Regions from separate parts of the Mus musculus genome. Here region 1 is linked to region 2. A link is a loop called in an ENCODE intact Hi-C map of the cell type or tissue named here. Cell type or tissue: heart. All regions are shown on one strand. Links, peaks and the distances in the headings refer to the core of each region. The heading gives the core; the rest is flanking DNA.

The links. Peaks named below come from ENCODE experiments on the same cell type or tissue, not always from the same donor. Only the 100,000 strongest peaks of a DNase experiment are listed, where the experiment ranks them.
Region 1: a loop joins it to region 2, with 5 times the contacts of the local background. A loop is called at or near these places in 10 of 42 quality-filtered maps.

The regions. Positions count from the first base shown.
Region 1 is chr11:5,832,130-5,844,473 of GRCm38, forward strand. Polm (polymerase (DNA directed), mu) reads right to left here and starts at 5,887. Exons shown (of 11, transcript NM_017401.2): 1 at 5,432-5,887; 2 at 4,065-4,245; 3 at 3,572-3,670; 4 at 3,287-3,457; 5 at 2,613-2,684. The coding sequence starts at 5,622. In heart, for the core only: CTCF peaks have their summits at 4,169 (motif pointing right) and 6,010; DNase peaks (open chromatin) are centred at 4,122 and 5,912; H3K4me3 peaks cover 1,440 bases; H3K27ac peaks cover 1,244 bases.
Region 2 is chr11:5,782,437-5,794,780 of GRCm38, forward strand. Dbnl (drebrin-like) reads left to right here and starts at 6,047. Exons shown (of 13, transcript NM_001146309.1): 1 at 6,047-6,206; 2 at 9,356-9,411; 3 at 11,214-11,326; 4 at 11,801-11,875. The coding sequence starts at 6,124. Ube2d-ps (ubiquitin-conjugating enzyme E2D, pseudogene) reads left to right here. Exons shown (of 7, transcript NR_015577.1): 7 at 1,456-2,274. In heart, for the core only: a CTCF peak has its summit at 6,375 (motif pointing left); a DNase peak (open chromatin) is centred at 6,025; H3K4me3 peaks cover 2,502 bases; H3K27ac peaks cover 2,413 bases.

The DNA of each region.
Region 1 (12,344 bases), core at 2,682-10,681, 50 kb after region 2:
AAGAGAAACACTGGAGGCCTGGCCAGTATCTACCCCAGCAGGTTGTTCTCACATTCAAATGCCAACTGGTCCATGGAGTCCTGGACTAGCATGTTGCCAGCCTTGAGCCAACCACCTAGAGACTCTTGAATGAGACTAAGGGCAGCCCCCATAGCAGTGAAGGTTATACACACAGTCCAAACCCTTTTGTGGCTACATCTCCTAGCAGTGGCTATTACAGATGCGTGTCAAGAAGATGGAGACCAGGTGTGGCTGTGCATGCCTGTAATCCCAGGATGTAGGAGACAGACGTAAGAAGAGCTCGAATTCCAAGGCAGCCTTGAACTCTAAGCAAGACCCCGATCACAAACAAACAAAACGAAGCTGCCATGTGGATGAGAAAAAGAGCTCTCAGCCCTGCCCTTCCTGGGCATTTCTCAGCCGCTTCCCTGACTCTGAACTCACAGTGTAAAACAGTCAATAGAACCTGGCTTTCAAAATCTGGTACTAGCTGACTAAAGTGGTGACACCTTTAATCTCCAGCATTTGGGAGGCAGAGGCAGACAGATCTCTGACTTTGAGGCAAGCCTGGTCTATAGAGTGAGTCCCAGGCTACACAGAGAAACCCTGTCTTGAAAAACAAAAACAAAACAAAAATCTGAATCTAGGGCTGGAGAGATGACTGACTCAGCAATTATCATCAAGTATTATTCACGCCAAGGACCCAAGTTCAAATCCCAGCACCATGTCAGGTAGATTACAACTGCCTCTATTTCCAGGGGATCTGTCACCTGGGCCCACCTCACTCAGCACCTATGCATGCATATATGTAATTTAAAGAATGAACCTACAAAAAAAATCTGGCATTTGAATATGGCAGTGCATTCTGCTATCTCAACATTTGGGAGGTCAAAGCAGGAGGAAGGTGGCCTCAGCTACAGAATGTGGTCCAGCCCAACCTGGACCTGTGAGACACAGTCCACCAAAACCAAAACCAACCCCTGCAAGCTCTCCTCTACACTCCACAAGTGTGCCATGGTGTGCTTTCCCCCAGATAAAGAAACAAACCAGGTTTTAAAACTTAAATCTAAAAATGAGTAAAGCACTAAGAAAACAAGTCTATTATTTGTTTTTAAAAGTGGGTGGGGGGAGGGCTGGAGAGATGGCTCAGCGGTTAAGAGCACTGACTGCTCTTCCGAAGGCCCTGAGTTCAATTCCCAGCAACCACATGGTAGCTCACAACCATCCGTAATGAGATCTGACGCCCTCTTCTGGTGTGTCTGAAGACAGCTACAGTGTACTTACATATAATAAATAAATAAATCTTTTTTTTTTAAAGTGGGTGGGGGGAAAAGTGGGCGGGCATCAAACTTATAATCTCAGCACTGGAGGCAGAGGCAGGCCCCTTGCTTTTAATTGGAGGCCACTCTCAGCTTCAGTAATGAGATGTCTCAACCCCCTACCCTGAAAAGCAAGTAAGCAAACCAACAAACAAAACCTTCTAATTACTGGAATAATTTTCTGCTGGCATGGATGTTTTCTAGACTTTGGGGTGCCCGGGAAGCAGAATGGCGAGGAGACACCTCCAACATCTTCTAGTGCTGATCTCTCTTCTGCCCAGAAAACCCTCTATGGGGCTGGGGCAAGGTCACCTCAGCTCGAGCCCCATGCCTGATCTACCCAGCATGGCCACAGCCAGGCCTCTTGGCTAGAGGACTCTCTACCAAGTCCTCCCTGCCACTCTGACAGTACAGTGTCCCACAATACCACAAGCCTCACCCTCCCAGGAGGCCACACATCACTGCCACAAATCTCAGGCCACTGACCTGACAATCTCCAGCTACAAAAGGAGAGGCAGAGGTGTCTGGGCAGATAAAAGCAAGGCACCCACCCAGATGGCTTCCATATCCGGCTGGCAGAGAGTAGGCACGGGTGCAAGTGCAGCACAGATGCAGGCAGGCCCACAGCACTGACGATGATACCCGAGGCCAGGGATGGCACCATGAAGGTGACAGTAGTATGCACGTGCTCATGCGCATGTACGTGCTCTGTACGTATGGGTGCATGCAGGCCCGCGGCACTGATGATGATACCAGAGACCAGAGATGGCACCATGAAGGTGACTGTAGCATGCGCATGTACGCGCATGCACACACACAAATCCTAGTTTGCTCAGTGTGCTCTTTTTCACTTTCATTTTTATTTTGTTGATGATGGTTTTTGTCTTTTGAGACAGGGTTTCTTTTTGTAGCCCTGGCTGTCCTGGAACTCACTCTGTAGATCAGGCTGGCTTCAGAACTCACAAAGATCCGCCTGCCTCTGTACCCCCTAGTGCTGGGAATTAAAGGCCTGTTCCATCACCGCCAGGCTCAGTGAGCCCTTTAATACATTCGAGAATATTCCATAAAAAAAAATACAGAAGGTGCTGAGTGATGTAGAAATTTCCCTACGCTCAAAACAGGCCCTGTCTGCACGTCTCCATCTGGCAACCTCCTGCCTATCAGGTGTCAGTTTAGCTGCCATTCCTTAGTGACCGTCTATGACCCCAGGGCCGGGCAAAAAGGCCTTTGCTGGCTGCTTGCTCGTGTGGGTTATGCAGTGAACCCGTGTCTTGTCCCCTCCCCATCACGCACCTTCATGGTCTGGTACCTTTCTGAGCAACGGACTTGTTTCACTTCTTCACATGTTCCATGCTCCAGCAGCTCCTGGGACAGAAACAAAACAAAACTCTGAGCCCAAGGCAGAGTTCCCTCCGTACCCTGCAAAGAGAGGCTCTGTAGTGTTAGGGACCAGCAGGACTTGGAAACTGAGACTGTGCCCAGGGAGGTCACCAAAGCTTTAAGGCACAGCTGGTGTGGCAGGGATGCCAGCTATAAAGCCTTTCAGGGTCAGAGGTATGGTTCACTCATCATACACGGCCCAGGATAGACCAACGTTTCCCTTTAGAAACATGTATGTCTTCATCTGAAAGCAGCTTTTGCCACTATAGGTTCTTCAGGAAAAAGTATCCAAAAGGCTGTTTCGATGTTGGGCCCTCAAAAACCACTCCAGGATGCTTTCTGACTACCCCAAACATCCTAACGATGACGTGAATGCCTGCAGCAACCTCTACTGAGTCACTCATTCGCCCTAGGGCAGGGGAACAACCCACACACTAGGAATCTGTACTGACGGTGACTCACTGTGGCCCTCATAGCAGCTTCCTATGCACACCCATATTGTCAGACTGGGCTCTGAACCAAGTCTCCTGCTATTCCACCGGGCCCAGGACACCCCACTCGCCCCACTCACCTTGACAAGCACCTACCTGGATTACTCTAGTGGAATGTTCTCCAAAGTAGGGCAGCCCATGCAGCTGGCTCAAAGATGCAACAGGGCAGGGCAGGGACTTGAGCACCGAGGCCGCTCTGGAGAAGGAGAGAAGACGGCCCTCGTTGGCTTCGAAGCCCGCTGCCTCCGCTAGCGTCTCCAGAGCCTCCTGGGGGCGGGGGGGGGGGGGCTTGGTTATGGGATAAGGTACCTTGCCAGATAGCAACCAGCTCTACCCATGTCCCGCTCTCTGGGTGAGGATCTGCTCATAGATGCAGCTTACTGAGAGGAGAGTGTTATGGTGTGTGAGAGGTGAGGGGCGCTGACAGGCATAAGCTGGCATCGACGCTGAGACTGGGGGCTCCTTCCTGGGCTCAGCTACCTGCAAAAAAAAAGGGGGGGGCAAGGCACGGGTCATCCTGAAATGGCAGCACTGGCATGTACTCTGCCCCTAACTCTACATATGTGGGCTAGGGATGGGGGTCTCAAAAGGGAGGGAGCTTGCCTCCTGTCTTCTAGCAGCCTGGCTCCAGAGCATCCCAAGGACAGACTCAAGTTCATCCCAAGTACTCACTAAGGAAGAAACTAATTATACTAAAAGTACGTCCCAAATGGTTAGACCAGAAGGTGGGATGGCCCAGCCCCCAAGTCCCTGTTGGGGTCTCTATTGCTTTCCCAGGGCCCCCTGCAGTCTTGGGAGAGTCCTCACTCCCTACCTCCTCCTGAGGACACCAAGGACCTGCTATTATGTCATCTGTCTCAGCTCACTAGCTCACCTCCAGGTGGTGCCGGCCCTCCTCAGGGACAGGCTGCCCAGCTGCCATGCTTTCTGTAAACCAGCTAATATCTAGCAGAGCTGGCTGTGGGCAGCCTGTGGGGAGAGCATCCATGTTCTTCTGCCAGCAGATGGCCTCCTTGGCTGAGGTCCCTTCCATCACCACATGTGTCACCTTTGAGCTGGAAGGAGAATGAAACCCAGGGCCCTTGCTGTGCTGCTCCTATCCCAAGCCTTTGTTCTTGCACTGTGACAGGCCTCCATTCCTCCAGAAAGCCTTCCCAGCCCCTCCTTGATGGGAGAGCACCTCTCCATTGGTCCAACAGGTTCTTAGCTGCAGCCTCACCCACAAGCCACTTGGGCATGTTACCCGCCACCCTCTGCCTCAGGTGCCTTAGTGGCCAGGGCCAGGTGTTTCTGATCTCAATGCTAATTGCTGTTTAGAGACTTGCTTTGTAGGCCAGGCTAGCCTGGAACTCTAGTACCCTTGTACCAGGACTACAGGTTGGCATACCATTCTGCTAAGATTTTAAGACACAAGAATTTTGCCCTATTTATTCAAACCCCAGTAGGCAGACTCTTGTTGTATGTACTTGGAAAGCATCGTATTTATATTTCCTTTACACTGGGAAAATCCAATGCAGGCCACCTTGTCAGGCTGTGGTAAGAATGTAGAGCCACACGAAATCCAAATTGTTATCTCTACTCTTTTAAGTGTAGTCTTGAGCCGGGCGTGGTGGCGCACGTCTTTAATCCCAGCACTTGGAAGGCAGAGGCAGGCAAATTTCTGAGTTCGAGGCCAGCCTGGTCTACAGAGTGAGTTCCAGGACAGCCAGGGCTACACAGAGAAACCCTGTCTCGAAAAAAAACAAAACAAACAAACAAAAAGAATGTTTCATTTGTGGAGGGAGGAGTTAGTTGCAAACAAACTAGCCAGCTACACGGGCACAGGCTCCTTTAGTCTCCTCAATCTCAGTTACTCCACTGCCCTGGGCATTTTCTCTACTGGAGCTAGTTGGTGACGTCTGCAAACTCAGGACATCTTTGACCGCTGGCTCATTGGAGGGAATGCAGCTAGCAAATATTTCTCACTAACCATTCTTTCTTTTATAGCTCTTTAAGAAGCCTCTGACTCGATGGCATCCTTTCAAAAAGAGGAACTCCGGGTTGGAGACCGTACCGCAACCGCGAAGTACCGAGGCTGGCTTGGAACCCAAAGCCGCAGGTGCTGCTTGCTGTCACAGCTGCGCGCCAGCTCCCGCCCTGGGCCACAGTAAGTCCCTACCCTGGGGTGACGGGCACAATTACACCAGCTCCCGGAGGGGGATGGCATCCCACCACCATCGGGGCCTCCCGGGAGCCGCACACCTGTAAGCATCTAGGACGCGGAAGCCTTTGGACCGCGCCAGGCGGGTGAGGAAGGCCCGGCGGCTGCGGCCCATTCGCGGCTCCGCAAGGTAGATGGCCACATCCGGGAAGCGCACCACCGAGGGCGGCGTGGAAGAGGCTACCGCGCTGTGTGGGGACCCAGCTCGCACTCGCCGTCGCTTCGGAAGCATCTGGGCACCAACTCTGGAAGCACAGGAAGCCGCAGAACGAAGGAAGGCAGGGTCATGAAAGAAGGCGGAAGGAGGAGAGAGGAAGTGGTGTCTGCTCTATGCAAACGAGACGCCCTCTAGGATGCTTTTGGCTTCCCATCGGAAGCCCCAGTTCTATGCAAATAACGCCCGAGGATTCTTATTTGAACTACTCTCATAGAAAGCCCCAGTGGTTTCCCAGACCTTAGAGTAGCCTGGGCCCGTAGGCGGGGCTTCGCCTCGTACTGGGCGGGCACTTTTCTCCTCTCGGGGGCGGAGTCTCGGCCTCTCTTCCTCGCCCCCGAGGGCGGGGTCTCAGGTTATCCTGGCCATATGAGAAGTCCTGGATAACCCTCCACTGCCTCTGCTGGTGACAGAGCGCCCACGCCACTTCCCCTGGGTATGCAGAGGGGAACGGAGTTTGAGTAGTATACATGTGAGCTGGTGGAGGGTGAAAACGTTTTCCAATGTAACGAACAGCATTGGGACAGCTGGCGTTCCATTTGGAAAGTTAAGTCTGCAACCCTATAGGTTGGAACAATAATATGAACTAACCAGTACTCCCAGATCTCATGTCTCTAGCTGCATATGTAGCGGAAGATGGCTTAGTCGGCCATCATTGGGAAGAGAGGCCCCTTGGTCTTGCAAACTTTATATGCCTCAGTACAGGGGAACACCAGGGCCAAGAAGTGGGAGTGAGTGGGTAGGGGAACAGGGCGGGGGAGGGTATAGGGGACTTTCGGGATAGCATTTGAAATGTAAAGTAAGAAAACACCTAATAAAAAATTGGGGAAAAAAAAAAAAAGACTAGATCCCAGTGGAAGTGAACAGAAATGGTTTCTATGTGCCCTTTTTCCCCGATTGAAGAAAAATAATTCCAGTGGCTCTTCATCTGGAACAGCATTATTTATGGATTTTATAGATTAAACTTATTAAAATTCCTTTATAGTTACATTAGGAAGGATTTTGAGTCCTGATTGATACCCTTTGTTCAGTTATTTCACTGGATCTTTTGTCAGAAATGTTCCTATGCCCCATTATGCCATAGTCAAAAAAAAAAAAAAAAAATTGGCCCCCTTACAAACTGCTTAACATTAAGCAGATCTCAGACGGATCAGCAATCATTTAAATCCGAAAAAGAAACCAAAGCTATATTAGTGACACTCGATTTTTTTTAATTTTTAAAAATATTTATTAGATGTATTTATTTTTATTTTCTGTGTCTTCGTGTTTTACTTGCATGTGTAGCTGTACCCCACGTACATGTTTGGTGCCGTCGAGTGAGAATGTTTCAGATCCTTGGAACTTGAGTTAAGAACATTTGTGAGCCGCTGCCCCTGTGAATGCTGGGAATCTAACTCAGGTCCTCAGCAGGAACAAGTGCTCTTAACCAATAAGTCATCTCTCTAGCCCCTTAAAAAAATTTTTTTTTAATTATGTGCTTAATTGTTTTGCCTGAATGCATGCATGTACACCACGTGTATGCCTGGTGCGGGCAGAGATCTTGAACTGCAGTTAAAGATGGCTGGGAACTGAACCTGGGCTCTCTGCAAGAGCAGCAAGTGCTCTTAACTCCCAAGCTATCTCTCCAGCCCCATTGGAAGATTTTTGTGATCTAAGGAGCACAACCAACTGGAGGAAAAGAATGGCAAGTGGAACCACATGTAACTTTAAATCCTGGCCTGGCAGGGTGGCATAGCTGCACTGTCAGCACTCCAACCTGAGAAAGGAGGGACTCCATTTGAAAGTAGTTTGAGCTGGCTGTGGGTTGTGAGTACTGAGTGTCCTATATGTGTCTGTGTGCCTAAGAGAGTCCCAGAGCAGGCTAAAGGGCAGGTCTGTAATCCTCCTGTGCAAGGTGGAGAAAGGAAGGGATCTCTCCTGGAGCGCTGAGAGACCTGTTTGTGACTATCCTGGCACTGGAGGTAGCTTTTGCAGCAGAGCTAGCAGCAGGATGCATAGTTACCTGGTAGGTCCAGGACCTAGTATTGCTAAGATGTGCTTGAATGGAGTTGCCCTTCCTGGAGAGTGGTCTTCGGGTGGTAACAAAGACTCCACAGAACAAAGACTTCAGATTCCCATATGGAAATTGTCTGGGTTTCAGTCCTACAGTGGTAGTCATGTGGTGGGGAAGTGAGTCTGAGAAGGGGCAGCCCAGATGTGTGCTGCTCTCTGTCTCCAATACGAGGTGCCCTTAAGAAAAAAGGGAGGTGTGGCCTAATCTCCTGATAGAAACAATGTTGTGTATGCCTTCATACATACCAAGGAACAGGCCCAAAAAGTTCCTTAATTAAGAACAGGTGGCCTCAGGAGACAGGCCCAGCAGGGGACAGAGACCTGACATGGTGTGGGTAGTCTCCGGCTTTCCCCTTCCAGAACCCCCAGGCTGCTCTCGTGCCTCTTGGGAAATAGTGAAGTCAGACTGATTTGGGTGGTCTGTTTCAGTAGAGTTAGCTCAGGGGTTCCCATCTAAGTTTCAAGCCTTCCCCTCTCAGAGACCCCCACTTAGTCAGAGAGCCTGCTACCCCCTTTAAATGCCCTGAGGCTTGCTGTCCTCTCTTCAACTCTCCAGCCTGTGTTGGGGAAGAGTGGCCAACTCAGTGGGAAACCTTCCCAGAGCTAGACAACCCTGAGCACGCCTCTGCTGCTCATCCCACCCCTGCAGCACCTGTCTTCATTTCTGCTTCGGTGCACCTGTATGAGGCTTGTTCGAGGCCGGAGGGCTGGGAGTCAGCTCTGCTCCACACCTGCCCCTCCTGCGGCCGGCTCTTTCACCCTACAGGCCACCTGCCAGCCACACTTGGAAAGCTTGTGGCTGAATTCCTGATGCTGCCTGAAAGGGCTGCTGGAGATTGTTGGCCCCTCAGGAGTGCTGGCCTGGACTGGCAAGCTCTTTGATACATTATAGTCGTTCATCTCTGGTGTGCCTTTGAAAGTATAACATAAAAACAAAATTCTAGGCCTTTAGGCCCAGGCTTGGGAATGTGACCTCTGTGACTTAATGCTCCAAAGTATGCTAATCATAAAACAGATAGCGACATTCCTCCACCCACCCGCTTCCTGGGTTCAAAGAGTGTTCATTCAAAGAAAGTCACCCTGACCATTGCCAGTCCCCGCTATGCTAATATGCTATTGTTAGGGGCACTTAGAAACTGTCTTGAGAGATAACCTGCACAATTACCAGGTATTCCTTGTGACTCTTGTGACTTTGCACTTCCTTGGGACTCTTTACTGGTATCTTTGGTATTTTCCAACATCGCCCTCCCCACTTCCTTGAGTTGTGGTTTCTTCCTTTAAATACCCCCTTACCCAGCTACTCGGGGCACCTCGGTTCTCTACCCCTGCGTGGTATATGACCATGGGCCCGAGAGCGCTATTGAATAAAAATCCTCTTGCAGTTTGCAGCAAGACCTTTTCTTGTGAGTGATTTGGGGTGTTGCCTCTCCTGAGTCAGAACATGGGGGAGTCCTCAAGTTGTGGGTCTTTCACCTTCCCTGTGACTCTGTAACAAATTGTCACAAACTCGGCAGCTTGAACCAACAGAAACAAATTCTCCTAATTTTCAAAGCCAGAACTTAAAAAAAAAAAAAAAAAAAAGACAAACAAACAACAAACCAGGTGTCAGCAAGGCCAGGTTTCTAAAATCTGCAGTTGAGGGCCCTGTCTGCCTCCTCTGGTCAGCGGTTGCACTGGTCTAGCCTCTGCTATCGCTTTATTGGCTGCCTTCCCTCTGGGCTCTTCTGTGAGTCCTCTTCTTTCCTTAGATGATACTGGTCAAGCAATATTGCTCAAATTCAGGAGGACATCATCTCAAGGTTCTTCCCCTAATATCAGCAAAGACTCTTATTCCAAAAAAGTTCTGGGATGACAAGGAATTGGGGGGTGGGGGTAGGGGGGCTGCTTTCCAATCTGCTACCCTGGGGAATAGCCTCACCACCTCCTCTGACCTGTTAGAACTTCAAGATTTGTGTAATTTTACATAGTGAAATAGGTCTCACTATGTAGTCCAGACTGGCCTTAAACTTCCAGTACCCCAGCTTCTACACTGCTGGGATTACCGGTCTGTGCTACCATGTCTGGGTTAGATTTGGATTTTTGGCAGTTGATGTTCTAGCGCTGGGGCTGAAGCTGAGGCTTGCCAGGGCCTGCCTGGTTATGCAACAAATATAGAGGCTTTATTTGTGAGAAACAGTTGCTGCCTTTTAAGGAAGATTTTTGTCTCTCTTTCTGGACAGGCACCATGCAAGAACCCAGTGAGCAGGTGGAGGACCAGGCTGGGATCCCATTGCAATATGGGAGTGGTGGAAGTCAGAAAGCACAGGGACCCCTTTCTGCCTAGGATTTGGCCTGAGGATTGTACCAATAGGAAGTACCCTTAAAATGAAGGCTCCTTGGGTTTGTCTATCCAGTTCAGGCATAGCTGGCAGTGAGGGAGTGCCTCCAGGGCTCAGGAGAAGAGAAAGACAAGGGTGCTTGTGAAAAAGTGAAACATAAAAACATAAAAACGGGCTGGAGAGATGGCTCAGCGGTTAAGAGCACTGACTGCTCTTCCAGAGGTCCTGAGTTCAATTCCCAGCAACCACGTGGTGGCTCACAACCATCCATAACAAGATCTGATTCCCTCTTCTGGAGTGTCTGAAGACAGCTACAGTGTACTTTACATATAGTAAATAAATAAATCTTAAAAAAAAAAAACATAAAAACTAGGCCTTTAGGCCCAGGCTTGAAAATGTGATCTTTGTGACTCAATGCCCCAAGGTATGCTAATCATAAAACAGATAGTGACATTCCTCCACTCACCTGCTTCCTGGGTTCTGGGAGTGTTTGTTCAAAAAGGACCACCCTGACCATTCATGGAACCCGCTATGCAAATGTGCCTCATAGAAACTGTCCTGAGAAAATAACCTCACAATTATCAGGTATTTTCCCTTGTGACTTGTGACTTCCTTGTGACTCTTTTTTTTTTTTTTTTTTTTTTTTTCGAGACAGGGTTTCTCTTTATAGCCCTGGCTGTCCTGGAACTCACTCTGTAGACCAGGCTGGCCTCGAACTCAGAAATTCGCCTGCCTCTGCCTCCCGAGTGCTGGGATTAAAGGCGTGCGCCACCACGCCCGGCTTCCTTGTGACTCTTAACTGGTATTTTTGGTATTTTCCAACAACGTCCTCCCCACCCCTTTGAGTTGTGGTTTCTTCCTTTAAATACCCCCTTACCCAGCTACTCGAGGTGCCCCGGTCCTCTACCCCTGCGTGGTGTATGACTGTGGGCCCAAGAGTGCTCTTGAAAGAAAAGTCCTCTTGCAGTTTGCATCCAGACTGTTTCTTGTGAGTGATTTGGGGTGTCTCTCTCCTGAGTCAGAATGTGGGGGAGTCCTCATGTTGTGGGTCTTTCACTTGCAGACCCTAGCTCCATTGCAAGTTAAAAATCCAAAGATGGCTATGTGCGGTGGTTTGAATAAGAATGGCCTCCGTAGAGTCATGGGTTTGAATGCTTGGCCCACAGGAAATGGCACTTTTAGGAGGTGTGGCCTTGATGGAGTAGGTGTGGCACTGTGGGGGTGGGTTTTGAGGTCTTCTATGCTTAAGCTCCACCCAGTGTCGAATTTCAGTCTCCTGCTGCCTTCTAATCAAGAAGCCTGCCTGCACACTACCATGCTTCCCACCATGCTGATAATGGACTGAACCTCTGAAACTGTAAGCCAGTCCCAATTAAAGGTTTGCCTTTATAAGAGTTGCCTTGGTCATGGTGTTGCTTTACAGCAATAAAACTCAAACTAAGATACCAAGTGTGGTGGCAGGTACCTTTAATCCTAACACTCAGGAGGTAGAGGCAGGCCTGTCTTTTAGTTCGAGGATGAAACAGTGAGGCTCCATCCCAAACAAACAAAAATCTAAAGATGCTTTCATTCCCACTGCCACAGAAGCTAACACTATTTCATTCTTGAGTGTTCAGACCCAATGTTGTTTAATTATTTTCTCATTTACTGTGATTGTTATTGAAATAAAACACAGACACAAATAGTTAGAAAATATTTTTCTTTCTTTTTTGGGTTTTTTTTGTTGTTTTGTTTTGTTTTTGTTTTTTGAGACAGGGTTTCTCTGTATAGCCCTGGCTGTCCTGGAACTCACTTTGTAGACCAGGCTGGTCTTGAACTCAGAAATCTGCCTGTCTCTGCCTTCCAAGTGCTGGGATTAAAGGTGTGCGCCACCACCGCCCAGCGGAAAATCTTGATACCTTTCCTGGTTTCTGATCCACAGAAAGTTCTGAGAGGCTGGACAGGGAAGCAACAAGCTACCCCTGAGTAGCACCAAGCCAAGTCAAGGAAAAGGGGAGCCAGCAGTCGGGGGTTGTTGTAGAAAAATCCTAGATTCCTTGTCAGGGGCAAGGCCTGCATCAGAAGTTGAGTGGTAGGCAGAAAGACGGGTGAGAAGTAATAACTCTTACAGGAACGGAGGCCCTGGAAGCAGCCAAGTACCACACTAGTGACTTGTTGAATTTTTATTTTCCTTCTGAATATGTTGAATTGGTTGTAGAGGGTCCTTGACCCATGGTGGGACAATGCACGGTAAACCTGTTACAAGTTGGAAATCTTTCAGCTAGGAAAAGATTTGCTACACTGGTCTGACAGAACACTAAAGTGGAGTAGCTTAGCACACTGTAGGCCAATGCTGGTCTGCCTCCTGCTCTAGTGGTCATTACCGCTCTC
Region 2 (12,344 bases), core at 2,284-10,283:
GGGATAAAAGTACTTTGCCCTGTTGGATAGATCACCAGCTAGCATTGCTGAATCCTAAAATCCTGGCAAGCCCTGACCTGAGGACAGCCACATCAGTGCTCAGTCAACAAAGGACTCAGAAGGATATGACAAGAAAAGTCAGGGTTAAATTAAAAGGTTTATGAAATAAATAAGAGAGTTGCTTGGACACCCCCAGATGAGCCAGTCAGGGTGGGGAGCACTGCCAAGGTTAGCTTGCTGATAAGATAGAAGTCTGAAGTGTGTAGCTGTTTGATCAGAAGACCCAGCCCTCACTGCCAGCTGTGCACACACTGGTTTCTAGACCCAGACTTGTAGGCCTCCCTCCTGTGGCCAAGCACAATGGTGCACGGAAGCTTGGCTGCTGAAGCACATGCAGGAGTCACTATCAAGTGTCGAGTCTCTGAGCAGGGGCTCAAGTGTGGTGGTCCTGCTAATGGACAGCCTAGTATGTGGCTGAATCTGGATTTTGTTGTTGAGATTTTTATGTATATGGGTGTTTTGTCTGCATGTATGTATGTACACCATGTGCTTACAAAGGCAAGAAGAGGGCATTGGATCCCCTGGAACTAGAATTACAGGTTGTGAGCTGCCATGCAGGTACTGGGAATTGAACCTGGATCCTCAAGAAGAGCAGCCTGTGCTCTTAACCACTGAACCATTTCTCCAGCCCCCAGTATTCAATCTTTTAAAGATTATCTTCAATAAGTCTTTTAGTTGATAAGGTATTTTTATCCAAAGAGATTAGTATATAGTATAGTAAGTGATTTTTTTTTCCAGATTTTTTCTTGAGGTCTTTATAAATCTGATTTCTTTAGTGGTTTCCCAGTAGCAATCAAAGTACGTTTAAACTGACTGGATTTGAAGAGTTTTTGCTTGTTTGTTTTGGTGGTGGTGGTGGTCGTGTTTGAGACAGATCCTGTCAGTGAATAGCCCTCTCTGGCCTTGACTGCCTACCTTTGCCTCTTGATGCTGGGATTATAGTGCACCACTGTGCCTGGCTTAAGCTGTATTTACTTTAACATTTAGTAGGACTGTTTTAGATAGACAGAGCTATTTTCTCAGCGTCCTCTACACATTTCTAATTTACTGTTGTAGGGCATCAGTTCCCGTAACACTATGAGGGTAAATACACATACGTACAGAGCCCTCCCTCTTACCAGGCCCTTGAGCCTTACATAGGCTTGTCCAGTCCTCCTGACAGCCCCACAAAGTAGATGGTGTCTGCATGTTCTACCACAGTTAGTTATGGAGGAGCAACAGGAACCACCTACCTACCTCATGCCTGAAGTGCTACCTTTCCATGGTGGCCTTTGTCTCACTCTCCCATCAGCCCCAGATGCCTGACAGGCAGCAGCCTCCCTCTCGTTCTCTGCTCCACACTGAAAGGATACTCATTTCAAGTGAGCTCTTGCTCTGTCTGCCTTTTTCTTCTAGGTAAAACAGACTAGCAAGAGAGTGGACACAGAAATATGCTATGTAAGTGCCTCGAAGGCTCCATGGAAGACCCTGTCCAAGAGAAGCTCGCCCCACAGAGTGACCTTCCTGTGAAGCTCTGAGCTCTTGGCTAAGGCACTCTCGGAACATCCTGTGTTCACACATGTGTTGGCACTCACCTCTGTGGCTGCAGCATGTTGGTGCCACTTTTAGCCATTGTGGCCTTGACAGTACCACACCTTTGATACTAAATCAGCAACCACTGTTATGATCTACAGTCTTCCTGGTTACACTAGAATCTGTCTGGGGAATCAAGCCATGCATGCCTCCTGTACTTGTCCTCAAATGGTGCCACTACTCACTGTGACACTCTAGAGGGGCCCAGTCTGCCCCCTGACCACCTGCCCTTTGCCTTTAGAGCACAGTGATTTCCTAGGGGCCCAGACAGAGTGGGCTCTCTTCATACTTTGTCTGCCACAGAACCATGTCCTAAGGAGTGCCACTATGTCCTGGAGGCTCCTAGAAATTGGAACAGCCTCCCCTGAAAGCCATCTTCCGCCACGTTCCTCCATAGTGCTCCATGCTGCAAACAGCAAGCGAGGAGCATTGGGGCATTTAAAGCACATAACACCCAAGGAAGAATGGGATTCTCAGACAAGGGGAGATTCGGGTTATGCTTGTGTATGTAATGAGGCTTCCTCTACCGTCTTCCCACTGGAAACTTAACGTGAAATTCAAGCATAAGCCATTCACAAACTGGAACACAAGGAAGGAATGGGACTTTAAATGGTAATAAAAATGGTCATTCCTTCAGAAGTGACAATTGACATTTAAGTTTCCTTTTTTTCTCTTAGAAGAAAATAAACATAACAGGTCCTTTTTTTTTTTTTTTTTTTTTTTAAGATTTAGTTTGGGCTGGTGAGATGGCTCAGTGGGTAAGAGCACCCGACTGCTCTTCCGAAGGTCCGGAGTTCAAATCCCAGCAACCACATGGTGGCTCATAACCATCCCTAACGAGATCTGACTCCCTCTTCTGGAGTGTCTGAAGACAGCTACAGTGTACTTACATATAATCAATAAATAAATCTTAAAAAAAAAAGATTTAGTTATTTATGTATATGAGCACACTGTAGCTATCTAGTCCCTACTTACCAGGTTCTTTAGAGATGTGATTAGTCTTTAACTACTTGGCTTCTTCTGTTGGCTTTCTGGTGAAGCACACAGCTTAAGAGTTCAAAGCTTTGAGATTAATTACCAAGGAAAACATAAGAGTGAGTGTATCTGTGAGTGTAAAAGAATTGCTTTTTTGAAAGGATTTTTATGTAGCCCGAGTAGGTCTTGAATCCTCTTGTTTTAAGTCTTCTGGCTAGGAAAGAAATTTCTAGAAAGGACTACAGAAAGGGAGGAGATCCAAAGAGTCTCCACAGAGGGTCATCGCCGTCGTCTTGTTTTTTACATGAGCTCTTACAACATAGTCCAGGCTGGCCATACCAAGAGAGAACAGGTATACCCATAACACCTTAACTTAGTCTTCTGATTTGATTTTAATGCTGGTTTATTCCCAGGGAATAGTGATTGGTGAATCAGAAAGTGGAGAGAAGAGAAAACTGCCACTAAAAGACTAGATAAGGCGTTTGAGAGCAAGGAGAAAGAAGTCCGCAGATCTAACACTTGAGAATCAGCCAAAGGAGATTGGTTTGCTTTAAAAGCACTCAGCTGGGCATGGTTATGCATACCTAGAACCTCAGTATGCAGGAGGAAGTGGAGGAAGGAGGTTCAAGGCCAGCCTCAGCCACATACGACTGTCCACAATAGAAGTTAGCCAGTGCCCGGGAGAGTACTGGTCTCAGCACTTCAGCAATGTCCTATATTTGCACACATTTAAGATGTCCTTACCACAGTCTCTTTGGGGGCTTAGTCTTTGTTCCTTGCTTCTCAGCCTATTGAGAGTTACTCTTTACATTTCTGCTTTTTAAGATTTTCTACTGAAGTGTTCTGCAAAGCTGTTACAACATGCTCCCTCCCAAGTTGCAACACCATGTGTTATGTGAAGTCATATACTTGAGCTTGGCAGCACACAGCACTTTGTAGATAATAACCTAGCCAGGAAATGGGCAGTTTCACATTAGAGGCCAGCAGAGGGGAAAGGCCTGGTCCAATATGGTATATTAGTGCTATAAGCATCCATACTTAAATCTTTCAAGCATTGTAGTTTATAACTCCACACAATCTCCAAGCCAGTCCTTGCTACTGGAGAATAAGTAGGAGGAAGAGTAAAAATTGGGCCCTCTGGTGTCCCAGTGTAAATTTTCTATAATTGACTGCATAGCTAAAATGAGCTTGTATACCAGCTAGACCATTTGCACAGTCTGTGCTCAGGCAAATCCTTTGGGTTCTCTGCCACTGAGAAGGGAGGGCCACCTACATCATGTTCCCCGGGCTCTGGTCAACCTAGGGGAAAGATTCTTGAGTCAAAAGTCTTATTTTGAAAATAAGCCATTGTGTGGGTGGTCCGTGCCACCCACATATGTATATATTATACTTCCAAGCCCAGTCCTAGGTCAGTAACTGAACAGCAAGCAGATCTGTAAAGATAACTGTGGGGTAATGTGACCTTTTTTCCCCTGGGTGGACCCTAGAGATCAGAGAGATGCATGGGGTTAAGTTGGTGGTTCTTCACGTTTGAGTCGCATATCAGATATCCTATATATCAGATATGTACAGTGCCATTCATAACAGTAGCAACATTGCAGTTATGAAGTAGCAATGAGATAATTTTAATGGATGGTGGACACAACATGAGAAACTATTAACGAGTCACAGCATTAGGAAAGTGGAGAACACTGGTTTAAGTGATCTGTGACAAATAAATGACTGTTGGGGCTGTGGGGATGGCTCAGTGGGAAAGTGCACTTTTCGCACAAGCTTGAAGACCTGAGTTCAAACACCCAGCAACTGCTTCAAGAGCTGGGTTTGGCTCTGTATATAGCATCAGTACTGTGGAGCGGCGGAGACAGGAGGATCACTGTGGTTTGCTGCCTACCAGCCTAGCTCCAGGCTCAGTAAGAGACCTGCCTCTAAGGAATAGGGTGGATAATGAAAGAGCAGGATACTTGACACTGTCCTCTGGCCTCCAACAGCACAGTAGTATGCATCTACCCTGGCCCATGTGCATATACCACACACATAATAACCTCTCTTGGAAGATTTGGGCTTGCTAGATGGAGCTGAAGTTTCTTCTTGTTTTTGTTTGTTTTCGGAACAGGGTTTCTCTGTATAGTTCTGGCTGTCCCTGGAACTCACCCTGTAGACCAGGCTGGCCTTAAACTCAGAAATCCAACTGCTTCTGCCTCCCAAATGCTGGGACTAAAGGCGTGCGCCACCACTGCCCAGCCAGAAGTTTCTTTTTTAATACTTTTTTGAGAGAGGGACTCACTTATAGCCAGTAATCCACTATGTAGACCAGGCTGGACTCAAACTCAGAGATCTATCTGCCTTTGCTTCCCAGGTTCAGGGATTGAAGTCATGTGCCACCACACCCATCTTATTTTTATATTGTGTGATTGTTTAAGTGCACCATGGCCATACCTAGTCCCAGCAGAGACTAGATGAGGGCTAGGGCTGGAGTTACAGAGGGTTGTGAGCTGCCACATAGGTGCTAGGAATCAATCCTGGATCCCCTGGAAGAGCAGTCAGTGCTCTTAACCACCAAGCCATCTCTCCAGCCCCTCCACCCCTTTTTTTGTCTTTGAGATAGGCTGGAACTCAACTATGTAGACCAGGCTTGCCTCTGCCTCCCCAGTGCTGAGATTAAATACACGAACAACACTTCCAGCCCCATTCTTGCAACATTTTAAATGTAACTTCGACCCCCACTGTTCTAGTTTCATTTCTGTTGCTGTGATAAAATGCCCTAGCTAAAAGCAGTTTAGAGAAGTAAGGGTTCGTTTTAGTTTACGACAACAGAGTATGGTCTCTCATAGGGACGTTCAGGCAACTGTCTGGAAATAGAAGTGAAGCACAAAGCAGGTTCTCTTCATTACCCCACTATCACATCAAATATTTCATTTTACTTTATTTAGAAGATCTAGGCAATGCCCAGGCCGGGCTAGAACTCAAGCTTCTGCCTCTGCCAGTTGCGCGCTAGGATCACAGGCTTGTACCTCTACGCCTAACACAGCAGATTCATGTTTTTTTCCTTTTCTTCTTTGGTTTTTCCAAACAGGGCTTCTCTGCCTAGCCCTCGCCATCCTGGAACTTGCGCTGTACACCGGGCTAGGCTGGGGTTGAAGGCGTAGCCATCATGTCCGACTATCAGATGAAATTTCCGAGGCGCCTGCGCGCATACAGCTTGCTCTTAAACAAAATACATTAACTAATGAGAGACGAACCAGCGTGAAGCTCTAAATCGAGCCCACGCCCTGCAGATGCGGACGAACGAGGACCTACGGGCAGGCCCGCCTCTCGTGGATCTTCATTCACCAGCACCCCGCCTCAACTTTACCCTCAGCCTAGCTCGCCTTCTCTCCACTTCCGCTTCCGGCCTCTTGGGCGCGGCTTCTGCACGTCAGAGGCGAGGCTTCCGGCCTCCGGGGCGGGGCTTCCGGCCGTCACTGGAGGCCGGCAGAAAGCTGAAGCTGCTGCATCGCGGGGACCGTGGGGCGTGCCATGGCGGTGAACCTGAGCCGGAACGGGCCGGCGCTGCAGGAGGCCTACGTGCGCGTAGTCACCGAGAAATCCCCGACCGACTGGTAGGCAGCAAGGCGGGGCCGGAGAGGCGCCAGAGCGGGAAGGTGGAGGTCGCGGCGTAGCCGTAGTATTGCAGGATCACCTGTCCACCTTCCTGAAGCCTAGCGAGATGCTACCCCACCCTCGCCACCGCCGTCCCCCCGGCGAGTACCCCCGGGCCTCTCCCCTGCCACCTAGTGGTCGGTCGGCTCTGCCCTGAAGATCTCTGCCTGGTTGTGCTTTCTGCTTTCCGCCAGGCTCTGCGTTTCTGGGACCTCACTGGACAAAGGGGTCCCGCGCAGTTCCCCAACTCCCTGGAAGGCGGAAACCACGTCTTCTAAACCCTGAGTTCAGGAAGAGACCTTGAAAGCGGCGTGAGCAGTGGGTTGAGGTCATGAGCTCACACAGGGCTCAGTCAAGGATGTCACAGGTCTGGGTCCCTGATTCTGGGACTGAAAATGGGATCCTGTCACCTGTTTGAGAAAAGGCTCCATCCTTCCTTCACCACCCCAGGAGCCATTACAGTACTGTGAACTAGATCTGAAGTTTCTGGAGTGGCCCTGCTGAGCCCTCTTAGGTTTCTGCTACATGCATACCAGTCTATAGTAATTCTCTTTCACTTTCCGTTTACTTAACATGCTTCCGTTAGCCAGTTTTTAGTGCTTCAGTTTCTCAGACATCTGATGAGTATGGCAGGTGGACAAATTCTGGGGAACACAAACTGGACTTTGGAGTTCTGGTGGGGCCACCACTACCCTGTGGTCAGCACTGAGGGGCGCTATACTGAGTTTGCCTGTGTTGAGTCTTCCCTGGAGACTTCCCCTATTGCAGAACTCTGGCCAATCATCTCTTCTGTTCTACTGTGTTGTCTCTCCTCTTTATCTTTTGGCCCTCTAGTCGTCTCAGAACCATCACTGTTTGGGGAATACCTCACAACCTAGCTAGCAGTGCCCTTCACCCATGCTTATAACTCTTCACTGACCTTGCTTGCTTTGCTTGCTTGCTTGCTTTTGAGACTGTGTAGCTCTGGCTGGCCTGGAACTCACTGTGTAGACCAGGTTGGCCACGATCTCACCTGTGTCTGTCTCCCGAGCACACATTGAGCCTCCTACTAGAATCATCTGCTCCACCTTGGTCTGACATTGTCCTGCCTCATCCACCCATTGTTCCTTCTGAGGGTGCAGATCTTGCTCTTTCCCCATACACTGTTCATCTGCCCCAGCAGCCATGCTACTGCCCAGCTTCCTACAGTACTGTATGCAGACGGTGCTGCCACTCCAGTTGAACGAGCCTCTGGCCTCCACCCTCACTGTCACAGCCATTTCAGTAGTCACTCAGCAAGATTTTTGTGGCAGGTCCCCACTCGCTAGCTGAGAGAATATCTGGGCCATCTTAACTTCCCTGCCCATAAATGCAGTGTCTTCCTGTTGCACTTTAGTAAAGCCCAGACTCTTACCCTGTCTGCCCTGGTTCCTGTTGCCCCTCCTGCTTACTACTCTGGCCACACCTGTTGACCACCCTTGTACCAAAGTCTTTCTCTTCCTCAAAACTGCAAGCTAGTTCCTCATCAAACAGAACCTCTGATCTTGCTGCTTCCCCTGCATGGAACATACATATACATCATCTTGATTGCTTCTTGTCCTTTATGTCTCTATGCTAGGGTTGTCTTCTCAGAGAGTCCTCCTAAATTCCTAGTACATGGGCCACATGCATGCCTTCAGAGGCCAGAAAAGACTGTGGAGTTCCCTGAGACTAAAGTGATAGTCACTTTGTCCTCTCTCCTAGTTTCATTTCTTTGTGATACAAATAAGAAACATGCTGGGAACCCTCATGGACTCTGTGTGTGTGTGTGTGTGTGTGTGTGTGTGTGTGTGTGTGTGTGTGTGTTTGTGTGTGTGTGTGTGCTTTTTCTCTTCCCTAACATGGTCAGGTAGACCCTTGTGCCTAGCTGTCATATGTTTTGATGGATGGATTAAGCCATGCAGAAAAAGAGACTGTCAAAAAGAGGTAGTCTTCAATTTGGTAGCCAAAAAAGGTCACACACACAGAGCTGGTACCGTGACACTGTAGACCAGAGCCATAGCTTTAGTTTCTCTCATCTATAATCTAGCTTCAGCCTCCTCCCTGAAGAGCCTGGCATGACCTGTGCTTATCTGGTTCCTATTACACTCTGTGTACACTGTACATTAGCATCAGGTGTAGGGAAGTTAAGCTCCATGGGTCGGACCTTTTAGGAATTGTTCATAGCTGCAGTCCAGTCAGCATACACGTACCAGGCGTTGTTCACACTGATTTAAAAGAAGAGGTGAGAGTTCTATTGAAGGTAAGAAAAAAAATCTCTGAACTGGAAATTTTATTTGGGGCGATATGTGTATTGTGCATGTGTGCGTGTTCATGTGCAGATGCACTCACAGGACACACAGGTGCAAGGCGCCAGTAGATGGAAAAAAAGCCACTGGACAACTATCCATTAGAGCCTTGGTGGCTCTGTGGTCTTCACTGGAACTCAGTGTTGTCATTGTCTACTTTCTGTTGCTATATCTGCCTGGTAAAGTGCATGTTTGCAGGAGAATCTCAAGACAGGAAGCCCTGCTGTCTACCCTCAGGCTATGAAGGCAGGGCTGATACCCACCCAGGAGTCCCCAGTGCACCTTTCTCCCTCCTGCTTCTACGTTAGGTGTTTGGATTCAGGAATATGAAGACATCTTTTGCCTTTTGAAATTTATGTGCCTGAAAGCCAGCTGAGTGTTTTATTCACTAGTGTGTAGAAAGAACACATAACCCTCCCACTTTTATCCTCCCCTAAGTATATGTTCATATGTCCTTCCCCAGTCCCAGTGGCTTTCTTTCTTTTTTTTTTGTTTTTTTTTTTTTTGTTTTGTTTTTCGAGACAAAGTTTCTCTGTGTAGCCCTGGCTGTCCTGGAACTCACTTTGTAGACCAGGCTGGCCTCAAACTCAGAAATCCACCTGCCTCTGCCTCCCAAGTGCTGGGATTAAAGGCGTGCGCCACCACTGCCTGGCTCCCAGTGGCTTTCTTATACTAAGTCCTGTGCTATCCTCAGAGTAGCTGTTGAGTAGTCTCAGTGCAGAGCAGCTTGTTCCTGCTGCGCTAGCTGCAGAGGAGGCCCAGAGCCCTGAGTCAGCACTGAGCCCACTTGTGTTTCCTTGCAGGGCTCTTTTTACCTATGAAGGCAACAGCAATGACATCCGTGTGGCTGGCACAGGAGGTGAGTATGAACCCAAACAACAGTATCATAGTGAGATGACAAAGGGAGACGTGTGACTAACTCGGGCCACCGCAGCTGATGTTCAAGCCATCACAGGCGCAGAAAGAGGACTTGGGTACACAGCCATCTCTTCCTCCAGCTCAGCTACAGTGACCCTTCCCCAGCTGAGTTTCCCTGCAGACCTTTTGCCAAGTTGGCTTCATTAAGGGCTACTCCTGATCTGAATGCAGACCAGCATCGACCAGGACCAGGGCGAGAGCCATGTCAGCCATGACACTGACGCAGGTCACATGTTTGTTAGTGAAAAACTTCTCTGGTTGGGCCGGGCAGAGCTGTTAGCTAAGAAACAGGCTGCTTTCCACTTCACAGGCAGCCCTTCTCTAGGGCATTGCACACTGAGGATGCCAGCCCTGAAGCTGGTGATGCAGGTGAAGGCCCACATATGTTCTCTGCTTCTGTCCTGCTCTGCTCTTGGGCAAGGACCTCCAAGAACCTGACCCTCATTAGGAGAGGCAGTGCTGCTGCAAGTGGTCAAGGTGAAATTCTTTGTCCGCTATAGGGATCAACTGGCAAGTCAGCCGATCGATCCAGAGATGCCTGAGCTATGAGACAGGCCTGTCTGTCAGCTGAAACCCTTGACTCTCCCCTTGCTTGAGGCTAGCATGACTGCCCGTGGGGCCTTCCTAACCCCCTCTGCTCCTAGCTCCAAGTGGATGGCCAGAGCATACTTCCTGCTCAGGCAAATGAGAGTATGGTCTCAGTTACTATTGCTGATAGAAAGGTCCCTTTCCACTATGAGCCATTCTTGCTGACACATCCTCTTTCTAGAATTGCCACCAAATGGACATTTCATGTGACGTGGTAGGTGCCTGTGAGTTGTGGGTATCAGCATTCCTAGCTTCCTGCCGGCACAAAGCAGGACTCGTTTGTTCATCAGAATGCTGACTGCCCTAGGTTCTATGGAGCCCTGTAGCTGAAATGCCTGACCTGGCTTCTGCTATGACCTGGAAGTTTAGAGAGCAAAGCCCAGGGTCAGGAAGACGCTTAGGGCAGCTCATCCTGGCCCCAGGCAGGGATGTGAGAGTTGAGCTTCATCTTTGGAATGCTCCAGAAAGGCCTGACTCTGATGGTCAAGTTTGTGACGAGGGAACATTATAGGCCTATTGTCTCAGGCCTACCTTGGTAAAATTGTCACAGAAATCTAGTGATATGCAGGCACAGTGGCATACATTTAATCTCAGCACACAGGAGACAGAGGCAGGAGGATGTCTGTTAATTTGAGGCCAGCCTGGTCTACATAGAGTGTTCCAGGACAGCCAGAAAAACCTGTCACAAAAGCATTAAAAAAAAGGAAAGAAAGAAGAAAAGGTAAATGTAGTATAAATAGCAATTTTTTATTTTTATTTTTTTTTAAATTCTCGTTCCCTTCTCAGTTTAGAGAAGTGGCTTAAAAAACAAAACCTATTATGGGTAAAAACAAAAAGTCACCTAACTTGCTGGTCAGAACTCTACTAAATCGGCTGAGTGGGGTTGATGCCCAAGAATCGGTTGTATAGTCATTTAATTATTTGCTTATTATCTGGTGGTGTGTGCTAGCCAGGCCCTTTCCCTCTGAGCTGCGTGTTCGTCCTTAGAGTGCTTCTGAGGCAGGTGGGGTGAGCCCTGATGGAGAAGTGTCCCGGGCAGCCGTGGGCAGGGGTGCAGGGTGCTCTGAGCCTTGCTGTGACTGCAGAGGGAGGCCTGGAGGAGCTGGTGGAGGGGCAGGGGTGCAGGCTGCTCTGAGCCTTCCTGTGACTCTGCAGAGGGAGGCCTGGAGGAGCTGGTGGAAGAGCTCAACAGCGGGAAGGTGATGTACGCCTTCTGCAGGGTGAAGGACCCCAACTCCGGCCTGCCCAAGTTTGTCCTCATCAACTGGGTATGTGAAGTCAGCCCCTCTGACGCCACTGGGGAAGCTCCTGGTGTGCTTTCCTTTGACCCTTGGGAACAGACACCACTCACTCAGCAGGTCAGCAGACCTGTTAGGTGTAAATGGGTGAACGAGTAGACTAGACTGTTCACCGTTGTGAACCAAGGATTGGCTTTGCTTGGAATTCACCCTCCCATTCATTTCTGCAGGATGTGGGGGAGGGGTCCGGAGTGTGTGAGAACTGTTCCCACGAGGGAAGCCAGCAACCATACTTCTCAGAGAACACCCTGAGCTCCTTGGGAAGTACAAGGACCGATCTCATCTATGTGACTTATTTGGGAGAATGGCTTTGGCTTTGGTGTGGAATGGGGACTAGAGAGTATCACTTAGGAGAAAGAGGGAACTGTTGGGTTCCTGGGAAATATGGGCCAGGAAGTGGCTTTGGAGGAGGCCTAGTTCACGCAGTTTGTGCTTGTGTTGCAGACAGGAGAGGGTGTGAATGATGTGCGGAAAGGAGCATGTGCCAACCACGTCAGCACCATGGCCAACTTCCTGAAGGTAGGTGCTGAACCAAGCCCTGCAGGGCCTTGCAAGATCTAGTCTTGGTCCAGGTGAACTGGAAAGGGGCTGAAATTAGGAGCGGGGCTGTAACTAATGTTCTGTCTAGACAGCAAGGGATGGGCAGAGCCACCTCTAGCTGGCTTCAGTGTGGGCAAGGTAAGGACCACTCCAGCACCGATGGAATACGGGGACTGAGTACTAGATTTTGTATTGCTATGATTGCTCTGTCCGAATGATTATCAGCAAATGGTGTAGTGACTCCAGCCTTTAATTCCAGCACTCAGAAGGCTGAGGCAGGCAGATTCTTTGAGTTCCAGGCCAACTAGGGCTGTACAGTGAGGCCTTTTGTCTCATAAAACTAAAAGCAAAAGGGGGGAGTGGTGTTTAAACAGCAGCAAGATTTGGAGGAAGGAACAAGCTGCCAATGCCTTGCCCACATATACTTCTGATGCCCTACCCCAAGTAC